Linked DNA regions of Mus musculus: region 2 is linked to region 1. The links are chromatin contacts, found by Hi-C or POLR2A ChIA-PET in ENCODE. All regions are on one chromosome and are shown on one strand. Each heading gives the region's core, a stretch centred on a gene start or an enhancer-like site at or near the end of the contact. The rest is flanking DNA. Distances are from core to core; before and after follow the strand shown.

Evidence for each region. Hi-C counts contacts between places; a loop is a spot of excess contacts on that map. ChIA-PET counts read pairs that join two places held with the same protein, here RNA polymerase II (POLR2A).
Region 2: a loop to region 1 is called in a map of heart, with 8 times the contacts of the local background. The contact joins the promoter of Hspbp1 here to the promoter of Mboat7 in region 1. A Hi-C loop is called at or near these places in 1 of 37 maps with a recorded cell type or tissue (heart). POLR2A ChIA-PET finds 5 or more read pairs at or near these places in 2 of 5 experiments (Patski and embryonic stem cell).

Annotation. Positions count from the first base shown.
Region 1 is chr7:3,690,635-3,696,150 of GRCm38, forward strand. Mboat7 (membrane bound O-acyltransferase domain containing 7) reads right to left here and starts at 2,352. Exons shown (of 8, transcript NM_029934.4): 1 at 2,107-2,352; 2 at 1,406-1,484; 3 at 1,172-1,301; 4 at 628-754. The coding sequence starts at 1,481. It overlaps Tsen34 (tRNA splicing endonuclease subunit 34), which reads left to right and starts at 2,976. Exons shown (of 5, transcript NM_001164204.1): 1 at 2,976-3,255; 2 at 3,964-4,210; 3 at 4,344-4,593; 4 at 4,718-4,987. The coding sequence starts at 3,968.
Region 2 is chr7:4,682,499-4,688,014 of GRCm38, forward strand. Hspbp1 (HSPA (heat shock 70kDa) binding protein, cytoplasmic cochaperone 1) reads right to left here and starts at 2,483. Exons shown (of 8, transcript NM_001360629.1): 1 at 2,396-2,483; 2 at 1,774-2,068. The coding sequence starts at 1,977.

The sequences.
Region 1 (5,516 bases), core at 1,102-3,601:
TTAGGTGATTAAGATTCAGACCCATGGCTAAGAATGTAGTTCATTTGGTCAAGTGCTTGCCTAGTGTGTTGAGGTCCTTGGCTCGAGTCCCCAGAACCATAATAAACCAAGCACAGTGGTGCAAGCCTACAATTCTGGCACTCGGGAGCTGGAGGCAGAATCAAAAGTTCAGTGTCTTCTTTGTTTGAGACCAACATAGGGTGCTACACGAGCCTCTGTTTCAAAAATGAAAAACCAAACCTGCACTTTGTCCCAGCTTTGAGCCCTTGGGCCGGATACCTTCTCTATAGAGTAATTTTCCTCCTTGGAGGACGGTTTGCTACAGACTCAAGAAGAGCATGTTAGCAAAACACACTGGGGAGGAAGATTCTAGGTGTGCCAAATGGCTTGTGATAGAGCACTCAGGTTATCTCCTTATCCTGCAATGAGTGGAGAGGTGAAGACTTGCTCCAGAGGATGTGGGAGGTGAACTCTGTCCCCAGGGAGAAATGAAGTCCCAAGCTTAGGGTTTGTGAAAGATAAAACTCCACAGCCCTCCCCCTACTATGAGAAAGTCTGGGAGGAGAAAGCAAGGAGGCTCCCCAGCTCCCAGGGAGACTAAAAGAAGTAGTGTTCGCCAAGTCTCACCTTCAGTGTCAACAGCAGCTGGACAGCATTGGTGAAGGGCGTGGGAGTGGGCAGGCCCAGCAGGCTGAGGGCTCGGAAGAAGAGGAGATAGGAGAAGGTCCAGGCAAGAGCCAGGGCATGGCAGGAGCTAGGACAGAGGTGGGAAGTCATAATGTTGGGTACAGGGACCTTAGCCTCTGTTTCCTTCTCCTGAGATACCCACCCCCGCCCCTGCCCACATTCAGACAGAGAAGAAGAGGTGAGAAGACTGGTGAGTAACAGAGACAGAAGAGGCACAGCCAGAGATAAGAAAAGAATGACCGGCATTAAGAGAAGCTTCTGGAAGAAGGAAGGCACTTCAGCCAGAGCTCAGCCTGACTGGACTATGGAAGTCAGTCTGCCACATGGATACTGAGGACTGGGGCAAAGACACAAGGTGGGAAGAAAGATGGCCAAGGCATAGCGACACACAGTAAGATTAAAGGAGAAGAAATAGAAGACTCGAAGAGGAAACAGACTGCTGCTTCTCTGCATCCTTCTTCCTTTCTCACCACCTAGTTCTCACCAGGGCTGGGCCTGAATGAGGGCCCAGGTTCCCAAGATGGTGATCAGAGAATGCAAACTGTGGGGGCCACAGGTGAATAAGGTGAGCCCCAGGCCCACAGCTGCTGCCCCCCATCTCTTCAGCCCAGGTCCTGAAAGGAAAAGGTAAAGTATAAGCCTAGAACCTTCGGGAGGGGTGATTCCCCACCCCAGCTCCCTCACCCTAATTTTCCACTAGACAAGGAACCTGACTCACCAGCTTTCTTAAAGAGGAAGCCAACAGGGATGGAGATAAGAAGGACCATTAGATATGTCCATTCTTCGGGTGTCATGGTCTGGGGGAGGAAGGACTCACAGTGAGAACCAGTATTCCAGTCCCTTCCTCTTTTGAAGACAGTAGAATCCCCTTTGAGAACCCAGGCCTCCAGCTCACTCCTCCTTCCAGGACCCAAGAATTAAGCCCCCACCCCACCCCTTTGCCAATGTTGAAATCAAAAGTACTTCTACTTCCATTTATGACCCACACCTTCCGGCCAGAAAAACAATCCTTCACAACACCCCTCTTCTCTGAGAGCCCAGGAATCTGTATCATCCTCACCCTCCTGAGTACATTGGAGCCCTTCTGGGTCCCCAATTTCCTCTGCGTCTTACAGGACCCAGTACTCCCACTCCCGCCCAGCTCGGAGAAGCCCAGCATTTAGCATCCTGTTTTCTAAGCTCTGAGCTCTGGGCTCCTCTTTAACCCGTACCTCGGAGAGAAGGCAATGACCCTGTACGATCTGCAAGCACCTTTCGTAGCCCAGCCCCGCGCAGCGAAGGCCAGCGTGTATCCGATTCTGCCTCGGCAGATCCACAGGCGGTTACGCCACCCAGCCCGGCCACGCTCTGGGCGCTGTCCCCGCACCCCGCCACCCTACGATCTTCGTGACGCCGCCATGCAACCCAACCTGGGCCCACCTGAACCGTCCGTGGGCCAGAAGACTGCGGAGCTCCTTTTCGAGGCCGCCTCGGCTCGCGCCACGCCTCCCCAGCTCAGCACGCCCCCGCACTGCCCGTTCTGGAGGGCGCCGGCAGGGCTGCGCGGTCCAGGCCCCGAGAGCCGCGGCTGTACGAGTTACAGCACCGCAAGAAAGGTACCCAGAACACCAGTCTGCCGCAAGATGCCTGTCGCGATCTTTCTAGGAGGTCCCCGGGCAAAGAGCTGCCAGTACGTGAAGGGGCGGGGTTTCGGGTCAGAGAGGCGGGGCCAAGATCTTCGAGTCCCGTTGAGACTTGAGGAGGAGGGACCTGGAGCTCAGAGACAGACTTTCAGCTTCGGATTCCTTCGGGCACACTCGGTCATTCAAGCCCTCGGCATGGAGTGCCACAGCTTCGGCTTACTTCGGGGATAGCCGAATTCCAAAGTCACGGCTCGGAATTAGATGCGTTTACAAACTCGGCCGGATGTAGGCGGGACCACACACTTCGGCTTGATTCGGAAATAATCGGGTCCAAAAGTCGTTGTGTAGTGTTAGGCGGGCTCAAGAACGCAGAACGAAGTAGGCGGGACCGCATGCTTCGGCTTACTTCGGAGATAGTCGGAATCAGCCGGGGTCCGAGAGTCAAAGAACCACGGGGTGTGGGCGGGATCGCATATTTGGACTTACTTCAGATAGCTGAATGCTTTTTCAGGTCACGGTCAAATGATATTGAGGGCAGCCGTTTTGGCCTAACTTTGGAAATAATCAGTAGACTTAACAGGCTGAGCTAATAGTCTTGAGGGAGGAAGGCGGAGCCACAGAAGACCGGAAAACGGCGAAGGGGCGGGGCCGACATGACTGGTGGATTTGGGGGCGAGGCCAGAGCAATGACCCTCAAGGTCCCATTTGTGCAGACCGGAGTGGCAGTGAGGGCTTTCTTGGCTTTTCCGCTTTGCTGACCTGACGGGATGACGGAGGACGCGCTACGTAGGGCCAGCTCCGCCTTAGCCGAGAGTTGGTGTTGGCTAGGGGTTGACTTATTGCCTCTGCCTGAGGACAGTACGACAGATTGAAAGGGAGCCACGACGCACACTGCACCTCGAGTGCGACTGTGGATTCAATCGTAATTGTGAACTCCTTAAATTGGGTAGGAAGTGGGCGGGGCCACAGCTGGAAGAACGATGGGATCTGGCTAGGGTCGAATGCTGAACCTTTTGCAACTTAGAGGGGGTGGCTGATTCTACTGAGCCGAGATCTCCCGCATGCGTTCGGGAATAGAGTCGAGATCTTCCGAAGGCTGAAACGCTTGCGTTCGGGTAGGCAGGACTCCCGATTGAGCCGAATTTAGGATGCTGGAACATCGAACAGCTGGCGCAAGACAGGACTGGGTTTCTTTTAAAGTCCGACTCAGAATAGGCGGGAAAGGCGAATCTGGGCACTTCGAAAGGGGAGGGGCTGGGCTCCAAGTATTTAGAAGAGGGTGTGGCTTGAGCAAACCACCCTACATTGAGGTTCTGAGATTTGACGGACGCATAAGAAGACACCCACTTTGCAAAAAGGGCGGTGCACCACTATGGCGGGAGGTCTCTCTGAGGGGACGAGAGATGGTGGTACGCTTTGGCAGAGAAGATGGTCACCTGGAGCTGAGGGGGAGCGGAACGGTGGGACCTGGGTGAGGGGCGTGGTCTTAACTGGTCCCTGGGTAGATCTTGGCTGGGGGGCGGGGGGGGGCAGGTGGCAACCCCAGCCCCGCCCCTTGGGGGGTGAGGGGCGGGGTCTTGCGCTGAGGGCGTGGAAGACTTCAGTCGGGTCGGTGGGGCTGTTTGGGTGACCGCGACGCACCCCCACTCCGCAGGAAGATGCTGGTGGTGGAGGTCGCAAATGGCCGCTCGCTGGTGTGGGGAGCCGAGGCCGTGCAGGCGCTGCGGGAGCGTCTGGGAGTCGGGGGACGCACGGTGGGCGCCCTGCCCCGCGGGCCCCGCCAGAACTCGCGCCTGGGCCTTCCGCTTCTGCTGCTGCCTGAAGAAGCCCGGCTCCTGGCCGAGATAGGCGCGGTGACCCTAGTCAGCGCCCCGCGCCCGGACCCCCGCAACCATGGCTTGGTAAGAAACGAAAGGCCCTGATAGTGGGAAGGCCTGGGAGGGCCTGTTGGAAGGTTGTAAACTGGTCAGAATTCCTGTCTTCCTAAGGGACTGCAGGATGTGTCTTGGGGTTCCAGTTAAGTTTACTTCTCAGGCCCTAGCATCGTTCAAACGCCAGCAAGAGCAGAGTTTCCAGGATCAGAACACTTTGGCAGCCGAGGCCCGGGAGACCCGGCGTCAGGAGCTTCTAGAGAAGATCGTAGAGGGCCAGGCTGCCAAGAAGCAGAAGCTGGAACAGGATTCAGGGGCAGATGAAGGAGGCCAAGAAGCCGGTGGAAGTGAGGCTACCCAAGGGAGTGAGACCAGTGATGATGGCCAGCCTTCTGCGGAGCAGGAGGGAGCAGGTGAGATTTTAGGATTTAGAGTTAAAATTTGGGGCAGGAGGGAGGGAAACTTTGGAGAATTTTAGTTGGATTTTTCTGGCGCTAAGGAGACCTTGTGGACTCAGTAAATTCTTTTTGCTCCCAGCCCCATCCCTAGATTCTTCATCTCCCCAACCAGGACCTTCAAATGGGGTGACTCCCTTGCCCAGATCAGCCCTGCTTATCCAGCTGGCCACTGCCAGGCCTCGGCCTGTAAAAGCTAAGCCTCTGGACTGGCGTGTGCAGTCCAAAGACTGGCCCCATGCTGGCCGTCCTGCCCACGAGCTGCGCTACAGCATCTACCGAGACCTGTGGGAGAGAGGTTTCTTCCTCAGCGCAGCAGGGAAGTTTGGTGGTGACTTCCTGGTCTATCCTGGTGAGTTTGGGGGGACTCTGGTGGCTGTACCTTTTCTAATGGTCTTTATTTGTTGTGCATTTTCTTTTTTTTGTCCCATTTCTTCTCCCAGGGGACCTAAAACAGGACAACAAATATGCCAGAATTCTCTTGAACTCATGGAGGGTAGTCTTGTCAAACACAGGTTCTCTTCCCGGAGCCAAAATTAGCTTGGAATTTGCTATACCTCACAGGTTAGCCTTGGAATTCGAGGTCTTCCTTCCTCTACCTCCCGAGTGCTGGAATTGCAGGCATGAGTCACAACACCTGGCTTAATGTAGGAACTTTTCATAAATACTGTCTGTGATCTAGAAATTGATTTAGAAATCCTTACTTACATGCACAAAACATATGAGCGCATTCACTGCAGGATTCTTTATAGAATTGAAAGATTAAAAGTAGGGAAGTTACTGATGATAAGTTAGGAAGAAAACATAGTAATTAAGCTGGAAGAAATGGTGTATGCCTTTAGTCCCAGCCAAGCTGCATAGTGAGACAGCCTCAAAACAAA
Region 2 (5,516 bases), core at 1,233-3,732, 990 kb after region 1:
TAAGCACAATGGAGGATCATGGGAGTGGAGGTTGGCCTGTAGAACTTAAACGGGGTCATCTTGGAGGGTCAGATGTCAGCAATGAAATAGGCCAGGGAATAGCCAAGCATATACTAGGAAGAATATTCAAGACAGAGGCAATCACCAGCAAGCCAAGGTGGCTGAAGCAAGGTTAAGTGAGGGAAGAAAAAAGTTGAGGAGAGAGAAACACCCCAGGAAAGGAGCAAGTTGGATCTTACAAACAGATGCAAAGGCCTAGATTCTGCTCTGAATGAAGTGGGTGGAGCTGGGAAGGGAGTTCTCCCGAGGAGAGGCAGAGAGGTGGACTGAGAAGCATAGGAGCAGGGAAAGAGCGCTTACTAGGATTCTAAGTAGTCCATGCAAGAGAAAAGTTTATGGAGCAGGTTTCGGTGGCACATGCTTATAATCCCAGCACGGGGTGGGATGGAGGCAGAAGCAAGTTCAAGAACAACCTCATCTGTGTATCAGTGTGAAATATGGCCAGATCCTGGACTCTGAAGAGAGAACCAACTGTTGAGCTAAGGGAGGAGGGGAGAAAGAGGAGTCAGGCTGATACAGGGGTTCTGTCCTCAGCAACAAGTCCCGCCCATTTCCCAAAAGATGTCAGGTTTGAGGATCAGCTATACAACCGGAGGCTGTGGTGAGCTGGATGGTTCTGTATTGTGACAAAAGTCCTGAGAACTACATGAGGTTTGAATAGTATCCCTGGTCTGCACTTGCTACCAAGTTGGAACAAGAAGGGCTCTCCAGCCATGCCAACTGTCGTCTGGAGAAATTAAAAAAAAAAAAAAAAAAGCCAGAAAAGATAGAGAATGAGGAGAACAAGAGATAACAAAAGAAAGGAGTCCAGAGGAAGACCAGAAACTACACTGTCCCCAAAAGGGCGCTTCAGGAGGACTGAAATGGCTACCATATATCTGTAAGTCCAAGACTTTGGAGGTGGGGCAGGAAGGTCAGGAGGGTAAGGTCATTAAGGCTAGCGTGGTCTGTTTGAGACCGCAATCTCAAAACAGGAAAGAAAAGGGGAAGAAGCTGTAAGGCTTTGAAATCACGCTCCTGGACAAATTTGGGCAAACTATCTCATTGCTCTATGCCTATTTCCACCTTGGCACAACATGACACAACATGTATAAATTATTCTGTAACTTAACTGAATTACTACAATATTCTATGTATCGTAAATGTCAATTAAAAAAAGTTACATGAAAAATTCCTATCAACCTTTAAGACAATTCTGTAAGGTTTTATTATAGCTATTCCAAATTCATTGATTAAAAAAAAAAAATCAGAGGCAAAGAAAGGATGTGAATTGCCCAACCAAGGTCATGGCTGGCAACTGGCAAAACCCAACTACGTTGTGTACGAGTCAGTATAGACTGGAACATCAGAATTGCCTGATAAGACACTATCATTACTATTATCACCATCAATTCAAAAATGAACGAACACTTGAGGATTCGAAAGATTAAATAATATACCCAAGGTCACACTTGTGGAGACAAAGCTGAATCTAGTTCTGCCTGGGTCTAGAGAACCCAGCTTGCTTTTAGACTTTTCACTCATCATGAGACTTCCCAATACAAGGCTGCGATCGGACACTTTACAGCTGACCTTCACCCTATCATGATGCCACATTTAGACTCTAGCTCACCACCCAGGAAGACAACAGCTTGTAGCTCACTAAGCCACTCTCCCCAAGACACTTAGATCCTCAGGACCCTCACCCAACCTTCTTAGGTCCTCATACTTTACCTCCTCGCTCATGGGTTCTGGAGGGGGGTCTGGCTCCTGAGAACCCGCAGTAATAGCCATCTGCAGCAGGCCTTGGAGGTTCCGTGGAGGCCGGGGGTTGCCTGAGCCCCCCGCCGAGGAACCACTGCCCCCTGACGAGCAACCCTGAGAGGCCGGAGGCAACGCAAGAGGGAGGCGACTGCCCCCTGAGCCTTTGTCTGCCATGGACTTTCTGTGAAGGAAGAATGTGTTTAAAGGAAATTGATGGTCACCGCTGAGGCAGCAATGGTGTCCGGATGGGTCGACTCTTGAAGGTCTGCTGAGAAGGTGGAGTTTTGAAGGTGTTAGGAGTCTTCTCATGATCCCAAACCATTCTGCCTGCAACCACCTTAACCATAGCCCCCTTTCCTTCCTTCATACTAACAGGACCCTTGCCCAAATCCAGATGTCCCTCCTTGCTCCCTAGCAACAGGCCCCACCTACTCCCTGGCAACGAGCCCCCCCAAGCTCCCCAGCTTGCGTCCTCGTCTCTTAGCAACCCCACTGCCCCGCCTCCATGGCAACAAGCCTTCGCTCAGTCTCCTTAGCAACAATTCTCCTCCCGTGTCTTTGAAGAGGGGCGCCCCAATGGGGCTGATCTCACCTTGCCGGGTCTAGAGCTGCCACCACGCCTAAAGATAGACTAGGCTGCACCTGACTCTACTGGGCGCCGCCATCTTTACCGGAAATACGCAGTTCTCACACGGAAGTGCCTCACCCCAAGCTGTTTGCCCAGTTCTAAGCAGCACCTCTTAGCGGATGCGGCACTTAGCTCCGCCTCTGTCGACTAGGCCCCCACCACTTTCTCTTTGTCACGCCCCTACATTTCGCGCTTTTGTTATAAGCCCCGCCCCCTAGCTCCTCTGTTTATCTTAGCAAACAAGGGACTTTCATGGCGAACTCCTCCCCTCCCAGGCATAGGCCCCGCCTATGCCCATATTCCCCGCCTCTTTTCTAGGCCTTTCGGCCTGTCCCAGTCAAGTCCCGCCTCTTAGTACCTGGAACTTCAGCTTGTCCTGTTCGGCCACGCCCCTGCGTAGGCCACGCCCCTTCTCTGCTGCTGCTGCTGCTGCTGCTGCTGCTGCTGCTGCTCAGACGGTTTTGTTCCTCACTCAACTGATTTTAACTGCATTTGCTCCTAGAGTCTCGGGATATCTCCCCTAATATCCCACCTTTGTAACCTGAGACTCGGGCTCACTTTTTTCTAGGCCTCAGTTTCCCCATTTATTACCGGTTTCAGTGTGGAATACTCTGTGTGAGTTGTGTGTCTTCATGTGACTATGCATGGTGTGTGGGAAGTCCCATGTCAACATCAGCTGTCTTCCACCTTCGATCTTCCAATCATTTTAAAAATATTTTTAGAGTTACTTATTTATTTATTTATTTATTTATTTATTTATTTATTGGGTTTTTCGAGACAGGGTTTCTCTGTGTAGTCCTGGCTGTCCTGAAACTCACTTTGTAGACCAGGCTGGCCTCGAACTCAGAAATCTGCCTGCCTCTGTCTCCCGAGTGCTGGGATTAAAGGTGTGGGCCACCACTGCCCGGCTAGATTTTATTTTTAAAGATTGTTTTTAATTATGTAGTAGGGGAGGAGGCAGATGCCTGTAAATGCAGGTTTCTATGGGGCCAGAGACAAAGGACAAACTAAAGCTGTAGTTACAGGCAGTTATGAGACAACCAATATATATATATATATGGGTGCTAGGAACCAAGCTCAGGCTCTTTGCAAGAACAGTAAGTACTCTTAATGACAAGCTATCTCTTCAGCCTCTTAAATTATTGTTGTTCTTTTAATTTTTTTGTAGACTTACCTATTTACTTGTGTACAAATAGTTTGTGGTTGGTTAGTTTTTGTTTTGTTTTTTGAGACAGTGTTTTACGGTATAGCCTTGGCTGTCCTGGAAGTTACTCTGTAGACCATGCTGTCCTCAAACTCACAGAGATCCACTTTCCTCTGCCACCTGAGTGCTGGGATTAAAGGCGTGTGCCACCACTGACCCTGAACATTTTGCCTGCATGTATGTGCGTGCACTGTATGCTTGCTTGATGGATTGCCAGGAACTGGAGTTACAGATGGTTGTGAGCCATCATAATTGGGTGCTAGGAGTTGAACCTGAGTCTTCAGCAAGAGCAATAAAGCAACAAGAGTTCCTAATCATTGAAATATCTCTCATTGAACTCTCTCTCCGTCCCACCCCACCCCTCTTTTGTTTTTTGTTTTGGAGATGGTTCCTTATTTTGGTGTTTTGTTTTGGGGAGGCTCTCAGTATGTAGCCTGGGCAGGCCTGCAGAACGATGTGAGCAGGTTGCCCTACAACTCATAAATATTCACACGCCTTAAAAGTAGGTACACTCAGGGATGGCGAGATGGCTCAGCGGGTAAGAGCACTGACTGCTCTTCCAGAGGTCCTGAGTTCAAATCCCAGCAACCACATGGTGGCTCACAACCACCCGTAATGAGATTTGACACCTTATTCTGGTGCGTCTGAAGACAGCTACAGTGTACATGTGTATAATAATAAATAAATATTTTTTAAAAGTATGCACACTCACCCTGCTCCGTTTTATTCATTTTTATTTTGTGTATGAGTATTTTACCTACTTGTGTATATATACACACCTTATGTACCTGCTTGGTGCCCTTGTGGGCCAGAAGATAAGGTTTGTTCCCTGTAACTCTTACTATTGCTGTTAACAAATATCTTGTTTTTAATTTTGTTTTGATATGGGTTTCTCTGTGTAACCCTGGCTGTCCTGGAACTCATTATGTAGACCAGGCTGGAATCAAACTCAGAGATCTACCTGTGTCTGCCTCCCAAGTGCTAGGATTAAAGGTATTTGCCACCATTGCCTGGCTTGATTTTTGTATTTAAAAAGAAATTATTTATTTTTATTAGTACTCTGTCTGCATATACATCTGCATGACAGAAGAGGGCATCAGATCTTGTTATAGATAGTAGTTGTGAGCCACCATGTGGTTGCTGGGAATTGAACTCTGGACCTCTCGAAGAGCAGTCAGTGCGGTTTGTTTGTTTGTTTGTTTGTTTTGTTGTTTGGGGGGTTTGTTTGTTTGTTCGACACAGGGTTTCTCTGTGTAACCCTGGCTGTCCTCTAGACCAGGCTGGCCTTGAACTCAGAAATCCGCCTGCCTCTGCCTCCCAAGTGCTGGGATTAAAAGCGTGCACCACCACTGTCTGGCTGCAGGCGATGCTCTTCACTGCTGAGCAATCTCACCTGATCCAGACTCTTTATGTATGTGTATATGTGTAGGCCAGAAGAGGGTTTTGTATTCCTTGGAGCTGGAGTTACCAGTAATTGAGAACTTCCTGACATGGGTTCTGGCAACAGAACTTGGGTCCTCTGAAAGAATAGAACTCAATTGCTAAGCCATCTCTCCAGCCTTACCTTTTATTTTTATCTATTTTTTATAGATAGGGTCTGTCACTGACCCTGGAGCTTGCCCGTTAGATTATGCCAGCTGGCTATTGAATCCCAGAGAATCTTCCTGTTTCCACTTCTCTATAACCATGTACTACTACACCTACCCTGTGGGTGCTGAGACTCAAACTCAGGTCCCTTATCATGTGCAACAAATATTTTACTAACTAAGTCATTTCCCTAACCCTATTCTCTAGGTTTTCTTGTTTTGTTTTGTTTTTGTTTTTCGAGACAGGGTTTCTCTCTACAGCCCTGGCTGTCCTGGAACTCACTCTGTAGACCAG